Linked DNA regions of Homo sapiens: region 2 is linked to region 1. Evidence: chromatin contacts called from ENCODE Hi-C or POLR2A ChIA-PET data. All regions are on one chromosome and are shown on one strand. Each heading gives the region's core, a stretch centred on a gene start or an enhancer-like site at or near the end of the contact. The rest is flanking DNA. Distances are from core to core; before and after follow the strand shown. Region 1 overlaps PLEKHA6 (pleckstrin homology domain containing A6). Region 2 has its middle 15 kb from the start of LINC00628.

Region 1 (5,932 bases), core at 905-3,404:
ACAATCAATTTGCGTCCTTTCCTCTCCTTGCTCCCATCCTTATGGTCATGTGCAGATCCTCAGGATTCTGAGGATCAGAGAGGCTTGTAGCCTGCCTGAGGGTGCACAGCATGTTAGCTGTGAGGTCAGAATGAGAGTTCAGTGCCTTTGGCTTCCCCTGAGTGGTGCTTTATGTAGTGGACAGTCCTGGTGATGTTGCCTGACTCCCTCTACCATCCTTGTGGGCAGCCATGGCCTCTGGGTAACACTATTCCATATTCTGACCCGAAACAACAGCCTTGTCCATTTAAAGAGCCTAGTGTGATTGAGCCTGGACCTCCCCCTTCATCATCTGCCCCCTTCTTTGGCACAAAGGAGAAGCTACAAGATCCCTTGGAAATAGCCTCCTGCTTCATTTCCAGGTGCTGGGCTGCCTGGCATGTACCAGACTTGGCTTCAGAACATGTTTTTCAAAAGAGATCAGGCAGGCTTTGCAGAATGTAATGGCATTATTCTGGGTTTTTTGGGGGAAGGCTAAGAACCCCTCTCTCCCACTCCCCATTCTACACACACATACCCTAGAGATCGAGCTCCAAGAGTGCTGCAGGCCAGCCCAGTGTGCTGTGCGTACAGGAGGTCTCCACAGAGCACGTGGAGGGAGCAGTTGATGTATGAGCAATAGCCATGTGGGGAGAGATAGGGGACCCAGAACTTTCCAGAAAAGAAGGAGGAGCTGTGGGGCCCCACATGGGCTCAGCATAAACAGGGCTGACCGAAAGTTTCCCTATCTCTTTGCCCCAGGGAAATTCCAGAGAGAAGCCAAGTTGCTAAGTTATGGTTTCTAGTTGTTTCCCTGAGTCATGCAGGCACCAAGCCTTCTCAGAGCCCCTTCCTATAGAAGCCACTGCTCCTTCCCACCCACAGTCTCCTGGGGAGCTGAGCTGCGAGTATGGTGAATCCAGATGGAGGGCATGGCTCCTTCCTCAGGGCCCTGCTGGCACCAGCTCCCCACCTAAGAAGCACCCCCCATGCTCACCCCTACCTCGAGGGTTGGGAGTCAAGTGGAGGGGTCTACCCAGTGTACATTGCATGCCACCATCCTCCTAAATCCACTTCCATCACCCAAGACAGCACCGAGCCTCCATTAAATAGGTGGACATGGAGGCATGAAGGGGTGGTGGAGCATAGCATTCCCCCAGGGAAGAGGCAGCTGGTTCTTTGTTCCCTTCCTTATGGTGGGAAAGGAGAGAATAAGGATGATGGGGCAGCAGTGTCTTAAGTCTTGTGGCTTCCTGGCCCCTTGGTGGCTGAAAGGCCACTCTGCTACTAGTGCTCTCTAGTGATATCCCAGATGGACTCTAGTAGGGCAGCCTGTTCCACTCGTCCCTGTTAGAATTAGACCCGCAGAGGGTGGTGTACCATGATTCCATTGAACTGGTTTGAGATGACCATGAGCTCCTGGTACCCACTCACCCACTCTTCCTCCCTCCCTCCTCATCCCTGCCCGCCCTGTCCCTTTCTCCCTTCTCTCTTTCCTCCCTCTGTATGTCTCCCTTCTGTCCTCCCTTTCCTCCCTTTCTTCCCCAAATATTTATTGAGAAATGTTTATATGCCAGATACCAGGAATGCAAAGATGAGTAAGACACGGCCACTGCCCTCAAGGAACTCAGAGTGCTGTGGGGGAGGCAGACATGTAAACAAATGACTGCAATGCAGGACAACAGGCGTGACTCAGAAATACCTGCTTCTGACTTACAGACAAAGCGCACAGGAGGGAGGGACCACTCCTGTTGGGTGGGGACAGGGGATGTATGGGGACTAGAAGTGCCTACTAGCTCTAAAAGAAGCCCGCCTTAATGGGATCCTCCCTCGCTTATGTTCACACAGTTGTGACAATGAGTAAGTCTCTTAATGTCTCTTGATCTCAATTTCCTCAGTTTTTAAAAAAATAATGTATGTTTGGGGCTTATCACAGAATGAAAAGATATGAAAAGTCATGGGTTGTACCCAGTATGAGGAGATAGTTAGCCAGCTCTCATTTGTAAGGACAGTGAATAGGACACGGAATTTTGGAGGAAACAGTCTATAAGACTGACAGCCTGCTCCTCCTCCTGCTCCCAGTGTTATGAAATGTTCCATAGCACAGGAAAGGACTGTGGGCGCCTCACGGGGAAAGGAGAGTGATTCCACAGTTACAGCCCACTCCCGTCTTCTTTCTCCTCTTTCCTTCCCACCAGAAGTGTCCACTGGGTTGATGTGGCACAGGGTCAGTTCTAGAGATGAACCGAGTACCTTGTTTTTGGGGGACTTTGCATAGTTATCAAGATGGGAAGGAAGCAAGGGCAGACTGGGAGAGCTAGGGACCACAGGAACTTGGAGATGGAGATTACCTGATTTTCTGTTCTCCCATTTACTGGACCGGAAACCTTCCCTCTCTGCACTGCGGGCTCACTCATAGAGTGGCCTCTGGCAAGTCAGAGAATATTCCCCTCCTAACATCTCTGGACCATGGAGAAAATGAAACGAGACGTGCTCAGAAACAACCCGAGTCTTCCAGAATAAAGGGTATGGGAGAGATGTAATGTCATCTGGTCAGGTTTGTACTGTTCAAATTAAACGAGTACTTAATGCATTATATGCTATGAGCCTGTTAACCAAGTTTATTATCGCCAGCTATTGTAGTAGAAAGCTCTGGACTTTATATTGTGACCCTGGAGTTATTGTTTCCTGAATTCAAGCCACTTGAAAATTAAATTGCTTGAGGCGAGTGCCTATGAGGCCACACTTATGGAGCCACTTCTGTCACAGACAAGGCCACCTCCTCAGTGGCCAAAACTTCCGAGGGCCGGCCTTCCCCTGCTATGCAAGAAGTTGGCTGCAAAGTGAAACAGACGCTGTAGTCCAGTGGTTCCAAGTCCAGACTTGGGAAGCAGAGTTCAAATCCAGGCCCTGCTACTTCTTAGCTGTGTGGCAACTTAACTTCTCTCTGGTTCAGTTTCCTCACTTGTACAGCAGGGGTAATAATAGTACCTACCCTGCTGAATTGCATGTGGAGTAAATGAGCCAATTTGAAGCCCTTGGCCCTGTGCTCTCGGATCCTCTACACGCTCTGTCCAGCCACTGCTCCTCCAGTGACCTCTGTCTCCTTCTCTAAAGCCAGGACAGACACCTGTGAAATCTCCTGGGCACTGGGAATTGGACTCCAAGAACAGATTGTCTTTGGAGAGACACTTCTTAGCTTCTCCCACATAGTGACTTTCAGTTTTTTCCCCACCCTACAGAAGGATATTTACCTTGTAAGCAAAGATATTCATGCACGCACGTGTACACACACATGCACTCATGTGTGTATAAGTGTATGAAATAACACTTTTATATAGCACTTGTGTAAAGTACTTTTCCAAATGCTCCATGAATATGGACTAATACAGTCCTCACAATAATGATATGAGGTGGATACTGTTATTGTCCTCCTTTTAAAATGAAGAAATGGAAGCATAGAAAGATTAAGTGGCTGAGTCAGGATTCTCATATTGTGTGTGTGTGTTTTAACAAAAGTATCCCAAAATAATATTTATTCTTACCAAGTGCAGTATACACTACGTTCTATTCTGTTCCATTAAATTTTTAAAAAATGCATTTCTCCCATGTGCCAATTTGGATTATGTTTTACTAATTTGAGTTCCCAACCCACCGATGATTCCAAAGCCACAGTTTGAAAGACACTATCTGTAAGACAGGGTAGTTAGAGGAAAACTTCTGAGGAAAAAGAAATGGCAGACTTCCTCCGTGTGGCTTGTGTTCAAAGGTGGGTGGAGATCTAGCCGGGAGTGTTGGTGGGGCTCTGAGATGGATGAGAAGGTGCCTCCTGTTCCTAGATGTGAGGTTCTAAAGAAAATAGGCCCAGACCCTCAGAGCCGGCTGAGGAGGTGAAGGCTACAGGTGGGGCCGAGCTTGCATTCCTGGTTGGGCAGATTCTGCTGATAAACTCTCCGAAGAGGCCTGGCTGCTGGAACAACATCGCTGATTGTTATCTTATCTCTTCCCAGACTCAAATCAGGAAAGGCTTTCCAAACTGGAGCCCCTGCCTGGAGCTAGGACCCAGGGCTGCTAGCTGTCCCTGAGGGCCTCTTTAGGCCTGGATTGGTATTCTATCAGCAGTACCCTATGCTTAACTCTTTGGTTTAACTTTCTGAGACATTTTTATATTTACCAAGTTATTTTATGCTCAGAAGAGCTGAATTTGGTGAGCACAGGTTCCATTCCATTCTACAGGTGGGGAAAAGAGGCTGAGAGATGCTCAGTGATTTGGTCCAGGCTGGAGGAGACTGGAAGGTACCTCCAGATGTCCAGTTCTGGTTATTTCAGCTGCAGATGGCACGGTAGATTATGTGATTGGCCTTGGAGGTGTTTAAGGAGTGGATACGAGGAGGCCGCTTTATCTGTCTGGGGTTCATCATTTGGCTTCTCCGTTCTTCAGCCCTAGTTGCGCCTGGTAAAATACCAGTAGGGTGATTGAGTCCCACCCTGGGATATCCTAACGCAGATGCCAAAGGAAAGAGGAATGAGCTGACATCTTTATTGATTTCCCTAGTGGGGAATGGGTTCAAATAGGTAAGTTTGATACCTGTATTGAGCTCTCCAGTGGAGAATGGGCTTAAATTCCAGTTGGCCAGATAAAAGTTAAATCAAAGACTGGGAGGCCAGAAAAGATGGGAAACCGAGGGAAACTGTGACCTTTTAGAAGGACCTCCATCTCTCTGGAATGAGTTAGCCAAGTCACCGTGCCAATGAGTGGGGAGGCAGGGCAAACTCAGCTCCGGAGGCTCTGCCAGCTCTGGGTGGTGCTGAGTGAACCCTACCCCCACATATCCTGCAAAGGCACTGGGAACAAGGGGTTGGGTACCCCTGGACTCACCCATTGAAAGCATTTCTCCCGTGTCCCTATTCTGAGCGGCCTGCAGCTGTCTTTCCCGGCAGCTGTCTCCCTGAGCCTACTTGGGTTTCTTGTGGGCACAGGGAGTGCTCCAACACCCACTCTCCACATCCTGTATCGAGAAAGTCAGGTTCTTACCCAACCAGGGCCTCTCCTCCCCTTGTCAGTCCCGATGTTTCTTTTAATAGTTTAAAAAGTTAGAAAAATATTTTTCAGAGCTTTAGTTGCTCCTGAGAAATTCTAGCTTCCTCCCACTGGGAGTGAGCCTTCAAAGATCATTTATCCATTGATCAACGAGAAAATATTTATTGAGCGGGAGCCACCTCGCGCATTGCATTACATGCATCGTGGGACTCCACAGTCTGGCCCCCAAATACCCGTCCAGCTTCATTTAGTTATGAGGAATAAGCAAGCTTATAAATAGGAAGCATTCCCACAGTGTCCATAGTAAACACACAGTAAATGTTTATAGAATTATCGTTACTTCCCAACACGAACCTTTACCTAGTCCAGGTACCCCAGTAATCTCCCGTCTCCTTAATGTGACTCCCTCTAAAACGCCCAGCCTCCTCCTCTCATGCTGTCGTCTCCATGCTGTGGCCTCCCCTGGGCATCTCCCCGGCTCCCCACTCACGCTGCCCTCATCCCAGGCTGCCTGTCACGGGAGGATGGTTTTGTTGGTTTGCTTTTATCTGTATCCACTCTCTAGATTAGGGTTTCCTTGAAGGTGGGGACCACATCTCTGCTCAGTCTCTAGCACTGTCATGCTCAGGACATTTCTAGGGAATGACTGGCTAACATATGCCTACAACTTCACGGCGGAGGGGGTTTTCTGTGGGCTGGGGGTGTTTAACTGAAGCTTTCTGGAAGAGGTGGCATTTGAGCTCAGCCCTAACACGGTGTCCACCTGCCTTCCCCTGGGAGATTTGGATTTAACAGGCATCTGGGGGAGAGGGAAGGGGAATGACGCTGCCAGAGCAGGAATGCCTAAGGCCTTTCGGGGAAATGTTGCAAAGT
Region 2 (5,932 bases), core at 1,420-3,919, 66 kb before region 1:
GGATGGTCTACGTAGGACATGATGGAGGCTTGGACCAGGGGGCAGTGGAAGTGGAAAGGGGGAAGATTTGGGGTATATCTGGAAGGAGGTCAAATTGACTGGATGTGGAATGTGAGGAAAGAAATCTAGGGTGGCTCCTAAGTAGAATGACAAACCAACCCAGATTGCCTGAGACTGAGGGGTTTCCTGGGACATGGGATTTTCAGGGCTAAAACCAGGACAAGTCCCAGACAAACCAGGATAATTGGTCACATTACTTTTAGGTTTTTGGGCCAAACAATGGGGTGAGTAGCTGGTGCCATATACAGAGATAGAGACGACTCAGGGAGAACAGATTTCTAGAACAGAATTCTATTTTGGCCATGTTAAGTTTGAGATGCTGATTAAACATTCACACAGAGATGCAGTAGGCAAATGTATATACATATCTGAAGCCCAAGGAGGAGATTAGATTCAGATAGAAATCTGGGGGCCAGCAATATATAGATGGCATTGAAAACAATGGGGGAGATTACCTAGGGAGAGTATGTAAATAAAGTACAGAAAAGGGCCCAGGGTGGAGTTTGGATATGAAAATGTTGAGGCTAAACAGAGGAGGAGCAGTCATCCAAGGTATTAAAAAGGAACAGTCAGTGAAGTAGGAGGTAACCCAGGAGAACATGGTGTCATGGAAGCCTAGAGAAAAACGAGCTCCATGAAGGACAGAGTGGTCAACTATGTCTAATGCTGCTGAATAAAATGGAGAAAGAAAAGTAGATTAAAACACAGTCCCTGCTCCCAAGGAGTTTCAGTGTAGTGGGGTGATGGGAAAGTCAATTCCTATACAGCGATGAGTGCTCTAGCAGTGAGAAGCACAGGCTGCCCGGCAAGTACAGTGGGCTCCTTCCTGGGCTGCATTTGGAAGGAGAATTGGAAAACAGGATGTGGATGGAGAAGAGTTATTCAGGTCGAGGAAGCCACAGGCACAAAGGCACACTCAAGGAACTGTAGGGTTTCAGGATGGTCGGGGCACAGAGTAGTGAAACAAAAGGAGGCATGAAGTGCAGGGAGTGGGGACAGCCAGGGCTATCACATGAGACAGAGAGGTCACCTAGGATGGGAACTGAAAAGTGTTGGATTTAGCAGCTTGGACATAAGTGTCTATCTTTGCCAGAATAGTTTCTGCCATTTCAAGGAGTTATGGGGGACATAAGCCAGATTAGGAGTAACTGGGAAGCAGGGAGTAAGACACCCTGAGTGCACAGATCACTCATTTAAGAAACTTGAAGTGGAAGGAAGGAGTGTGGTAATGTGGCATCTGGGAGTGGGGTTGGGTTTTGTGAGTTGTTTTTTTTTTTTTCCTCTATGGTAGAAATCTTGAGCTTAGTTATAGGCTTGAGGGAAAGAACTAGAAGTGAGGGAGAGCTTGAAAATATAGAGGAGAGGAGATAATTGATGGAGTAAGAATTCTGAGAAGCTGGTGAGGGATGGGCATGTGTAGGGTTGGGAACATGTAAAGCTTAGCTTTGGATAGGAGGAAAGAGACAGATGGGTAGAAATATAGATAAGATTGTTAACAGTGGGCTTAGGAAGACTGAAGGGAAGGTGTTCTTTTCTGATTGCCTTTATTTTCTCTCAGAATAATGATGAGGTCTGCTGCTGAGAGCAGCTGTAGACCCAGCAAGAGGTATATGGAAGGCTAGAGAGTGAATTTACAGGGGTATCAACTTAATTCCTCCAGTGGCTGGATGTGATATTTTTCTGGGCAGGAGCAGAAAAGTGGACGGATTAATTCAGAGTGGCGTCTTGCAGTGTGGATGCAGCTGAGGACAAGTGGACAAGGATATTAGCAAGGATGAAGTGACAGGCTATGAGTTTGGACTGAAAAATGCAGGAAGTGGAATGAGGATTTGGTTGATAGATTAGGAGGAAATGTACTGAAGGAAGAAGGCAAGGAGCAGGTATAAAGAGAAGAAAGGAATCAGGGTATGAGAAGCACCAAAACTGTTTTCAGGAAGCAGGACATTAGAGTTTAAGTTTTCCAGGTTGGAGCAAATCTGAGTGGTGAGAAAGTCCAAGGTGAGGCCTTGGGTATGAGTAGGTTATTGGAGTGGAGGTGAATAGCCCTGGAGTTGAGGGTATCAAGGTATTGTAGGGTTAGGACACTGGATAGATAGTTCATTCACATTAGTGCTGAAATCACCCAGAATGAGAGGGAGATAGGGAAGAGAGAAGAAGCTGCTGAACCGGGAGCCAAGGTCCTTGATGAGTGGAGAGGACTGACCAGCAGGTTGGTGGGTGACAGAGACAAGAGAGGAAGAAGCTGATTGGCTGAAGGCAGAAACAGTTTTTACAGAGATGAAGGCATAATTGTGCCTTATAATTTTATTGAACTAAATTGAACCAAAGTGCTATGTTAGTCCCAGGAAATGCCAAAGTCTGCACCAGCTGCCATTTTCTAGAAAAACCCCAGGACACACATTAAAGTCAGCACTGAAAGAGCATTGCCTACCTAGAAAGAGCTCTCAAGTCAAGAAGAGACCCAGAGAAGAAATGTCAGCAGGTGGACTACAGACGGGGCCATTCCTCTGGGCTCCACCAGGCCCATATCTTGCCCTGACAATTTCAGTCCTCCCCTCTCCCTCTGGGGAACTGTCAGTGCCAGCTCTCTGCTCCATGACACATCCTGGCAGGAAAAGTCAGCCAGCCATCTTGGGCTGGCATCATTCCCAGGAGAAGCCAGAGCAGAGGCTTTGAGAGATGGAGCTGAAGGAAGCACATTTCAGCACACTTTTCTACGGAAGAGCAAGGGCTCATTAGCTAAAACGATCATCTTCCCAGGCCTGTTCTCAGACCAACTTAAAAATCACCTGGGCTGTCTCTCCACCCTTTCACCCAGGAGTACAAGTTGCTTCCTGCTCAGACAGAACCCACCCTAACCTCAGCCCTTCTGGAGCACAGGCACCACTCACACATTGCTTCTGCTTGTGAGTGATGTGAATACACACAAGGCACACTTCCAGGACGCCGCCGCCGCTTGTCCTCCTGTTTCATGGGCACTTGTTCTCCAGTCTCCTTTGCAGGTTCTTTCTTATTAACTTGACCTCTGACATTTGGAATGCCCCAGTTCTCAGCCCTTTATCTCTGTCTCCTCTCTCCCTACATTCATTTCCTTTGTGATCACAACCAGCCTCAGGGCTGTAATACGTTCTAATCACTGAAAAATACTAATGCATATCTCTACTCCTCAGTCTTCTATTAGGTTGGTGCAAATGTAATTGCGGTTTTTGCTATTGTTTTTAATGGCAAAAACCAAAATGACATTTGCACCAATCTAATAGTCTTATACATCCACTCACCTTGTTGGCATCTCTGCTTGGCTATCTCATAGGCATCTCCAACTTAACATGCTCAAAATTGAACTTTTGATTCCCCCAACTCCCTGCCACACCTGCTTTACCTGCAGCCTACCCTCATCTTAGTCTATCCTTCCAGCCACCCAGGCCAAATCCCTTGGAGTCATCCTGACTCCCCTTCCTCTAAGCCCAAATACAGTCTATCAGCAAATCCTGTCAGTTCTATCTCCAAAAGTTACCCAGAATCTTACTCTTTCTCACTGCTTCTCCCCTCTGACATCCTGAACCAAGCCATCTTCATGTCTTGCTTGGATTATTACAATAGCCTCCTAACTAGAATCTGCTTTGACCCTATTTCAAACAACAGCCAGAGCGATCCTCTAAATACATGAAGCCCTGAAGATCATGTCACTTCTGCACTCAAAACCAACCAACAATTTTCTGTCTCATTTTAGAATAAAAGCAAAACTCCTTACACTGGCTTGGAATGACCTGGCCTCCCTCTACCCTCCATCCTCATCTCCTCCTGTTCTCTTCTTCATTCACCTTGCTCCAGCCTTACTGGCCTCCTTGTCGCTTCTCACTTCAAGGGTGCTCCCACCCACAAGGTCTTTGTACTTACTATTTCCTCTGCCTAGAACATGCTTCCCCTGGTGTCCACACGATTTGCTGTCTCCTGTCCTTCAAGCCTTTGTGCAAATGTCATTCTTCTCACTGAGGCCCTTCCTCACTACCCTATGTAAAATATTCACAATATAAGACAGGAGCGCCCTCTGTGCTCCTTCTGTTCCCTTTACTCTCTCCATTTCTTTCTAGACTTATCTTCTGAGACCACATGCTTATTAAATGTGAACTCCTTGAGAGGAGGGACATTCTGTCCTTGCCCACAGAGGGTATCAATAAATATCTGTGGAACCAATGCAATTCAATATACCTGGTTTTGGGGAAACCTCAGAATTCTGCCATCCTCTGGATGCCAGCACTAGAATGGCAGTTTTTATAATGAAACCCTTCTCTTTCAAGTCCTTACAGAGGTATGACTTTAATTAAGCAACTAGTCTGTCTGGACCCTTGCATATTTACACAGCCATATCTCGAATGCCAGCAGAGATAGCTGTTGCCTTCCTTTCCTTTGCTTCCTAGTTCTTGGAAGAAAATCAACAGTGGCTAGTGACCTTGCCTGCAGGTGAGCATAACTATTAAACACCAGCCCTCAACGCAGATTGCTGTTGTGGCTATTCTTTTATAGAGCAAAGGAATCTGTTATAATCTTCTTGTAACTATGTGAGTCTCTTGGCCAAATATGTTTAAATGATGTAGCAAATGTCTCAATGTGAACTTTCTACTGGTCAGGTTTTCAGGAGATTTGAGTTTTGGTCTTAACTCTACTGTGGAATTGCCACAACTCTGGGTACTTTCCTGAATTCTCTAGTATCTTCGTTGGGAAAAATGTGTTTTTTTGGGGTAGATGATCACTAAGACCCTTTCTTGATCTAAAATTGTGGTTTTCTCAGAACAGAAGAGCTCCTATTTGTGAGTCACTAGAAACACACATGATTATCTCTTTGGCTTTCCCATTACACACAAAAAGCCTTTTTTTGTGTGTGACTTTTATATCGGTCAGGACTTTTTCATTTGTTAGGGGCAGAAACCCAGCTCAAACCAACTAGAAAGGAAGTAAGGGGTCTATTGGCACATATAGCTGGAAATATAGGGGTAGAGCCTCTCTGGCAAGCTGGATCCCAGGGCTCCCAGGATATATGGAGGACCCATTCTCTCGCCGTCTTCTGGCTTCACTTCCTCCTGTGTTGGTTTCACTTTCAGGCAGCCCCCGCATGACGACCCCAGCAACGGCAACACAACTCATGCCACCTTCAAATGCAAGAGGAAAAGGGCTTCTTCCCGAGAATTTTGGCATCTTTAAAAAACAGAGTCTTATTGGTCTTGTCTGAGTCTTGTGTCCTTTCCTGCACCAGGGGAATGGAGAGTTGTCAGATCTCTGGGCAGATCTGTGTCACAGCCCAACCCTCAATGGAGCTTGAGAGTAAAGGTGGGGCCAGCCCACACAGGCTGAGAGTGGCAGAGGGTAGATAGATGTCAAAAGGAAACCTGCAGCTATTAACAGAAGAAGGGAGAGTAGATGCTGGAGAGGTAAAAATAATGGACATTTATTTCAGTCCTCATTGAGGGTTTTTTTTTTTTTTTTTGAGACAGAGTCTCACTTTGTCACCCAGGCTGGAGTGCAGTGGCGCAATCTCGGCTCACTGCAACCTCCACTTCCTGGATTCAAGCTATTCTCGTGCCTCAGCCTCCCGAGTAGCTAGGATTACACGCGTGCACCACCAAATAATTTTTGTACTTTTAGTAGAGATGGGGTTTCACCATGTTGGTCAGGCTGGTCTTGAACTCCCAACCTCAAGTTATCCACCTGCCTCAGCCTCCCAAAGTGCTGGGATTACAGGTGTGAGCCACCACACCTGGCCCTCACTGAGTTGTGATTTTCTTGTAGGTACTGTATTAATTTCTCATGTCTGCTGTAACAAATTACTACAAATTGGGTGGTTTAAAACAATAGAAATTTATACTCTCACAGTTCA

What was found. A loop is a pair of places that touch in the nucleus more often than their neighbours do. ChIA-PET counts read pairs that join two places held with the same protein, here RNA polymerase II (POLR2A). Pooled maps may share reads with other maps.
Region 2: a loop to region 1 is called in a map of chondrocyte, with 3 times the contacts of the local background. The contact joins two enhancer-like sites. A Hi-C loop is called at or near these places in 1 of 168 maps with a recorded cell type or tissue (chondrocyte) and 1 of 50 pooled maps. POLR2A ChIA-PET finds 5 or more read pairs at or near these places in 8 of 52 experiments (A673, BJ, GM12878 and 4 more).

What each region holds. Positions count from the first base shown.
Region 1 is chr1:204,315,409-204,321,340 of GRCh38, reverse strand. The region is part of intron 1 of PLEKHA6 (pleckstrin homology domain containing A6); the gene reads left to right. Among named protein-coding and RNA genes, the nearest start is that of PLEKHA6, 42 kb to the left of the region's middle. Within about 2 kb of position 2,154, at least 12 of the 41 ENCODE cell types and tissues checked have a DNase peak (open chromatin) inside an H3K27ac peak, as active enhancers do.
Region 2 is chr1:204,381,873-204,387,804 of GRCh38, reverse strand. No RefSeq gene overlaps it. Among named protein-coding and RNA genes, the nearest start is that of LINC00628, 15 kb to the right of the region's middle. RefSeq lists an enhancer at 5,280-5,329. Within about 2 kb of position 2,669, at least 6 of the 41 ENCODE cell types and tissues checked have a DNase peak (open chromatin) inside an H3K27ac peak, as active enhancers do.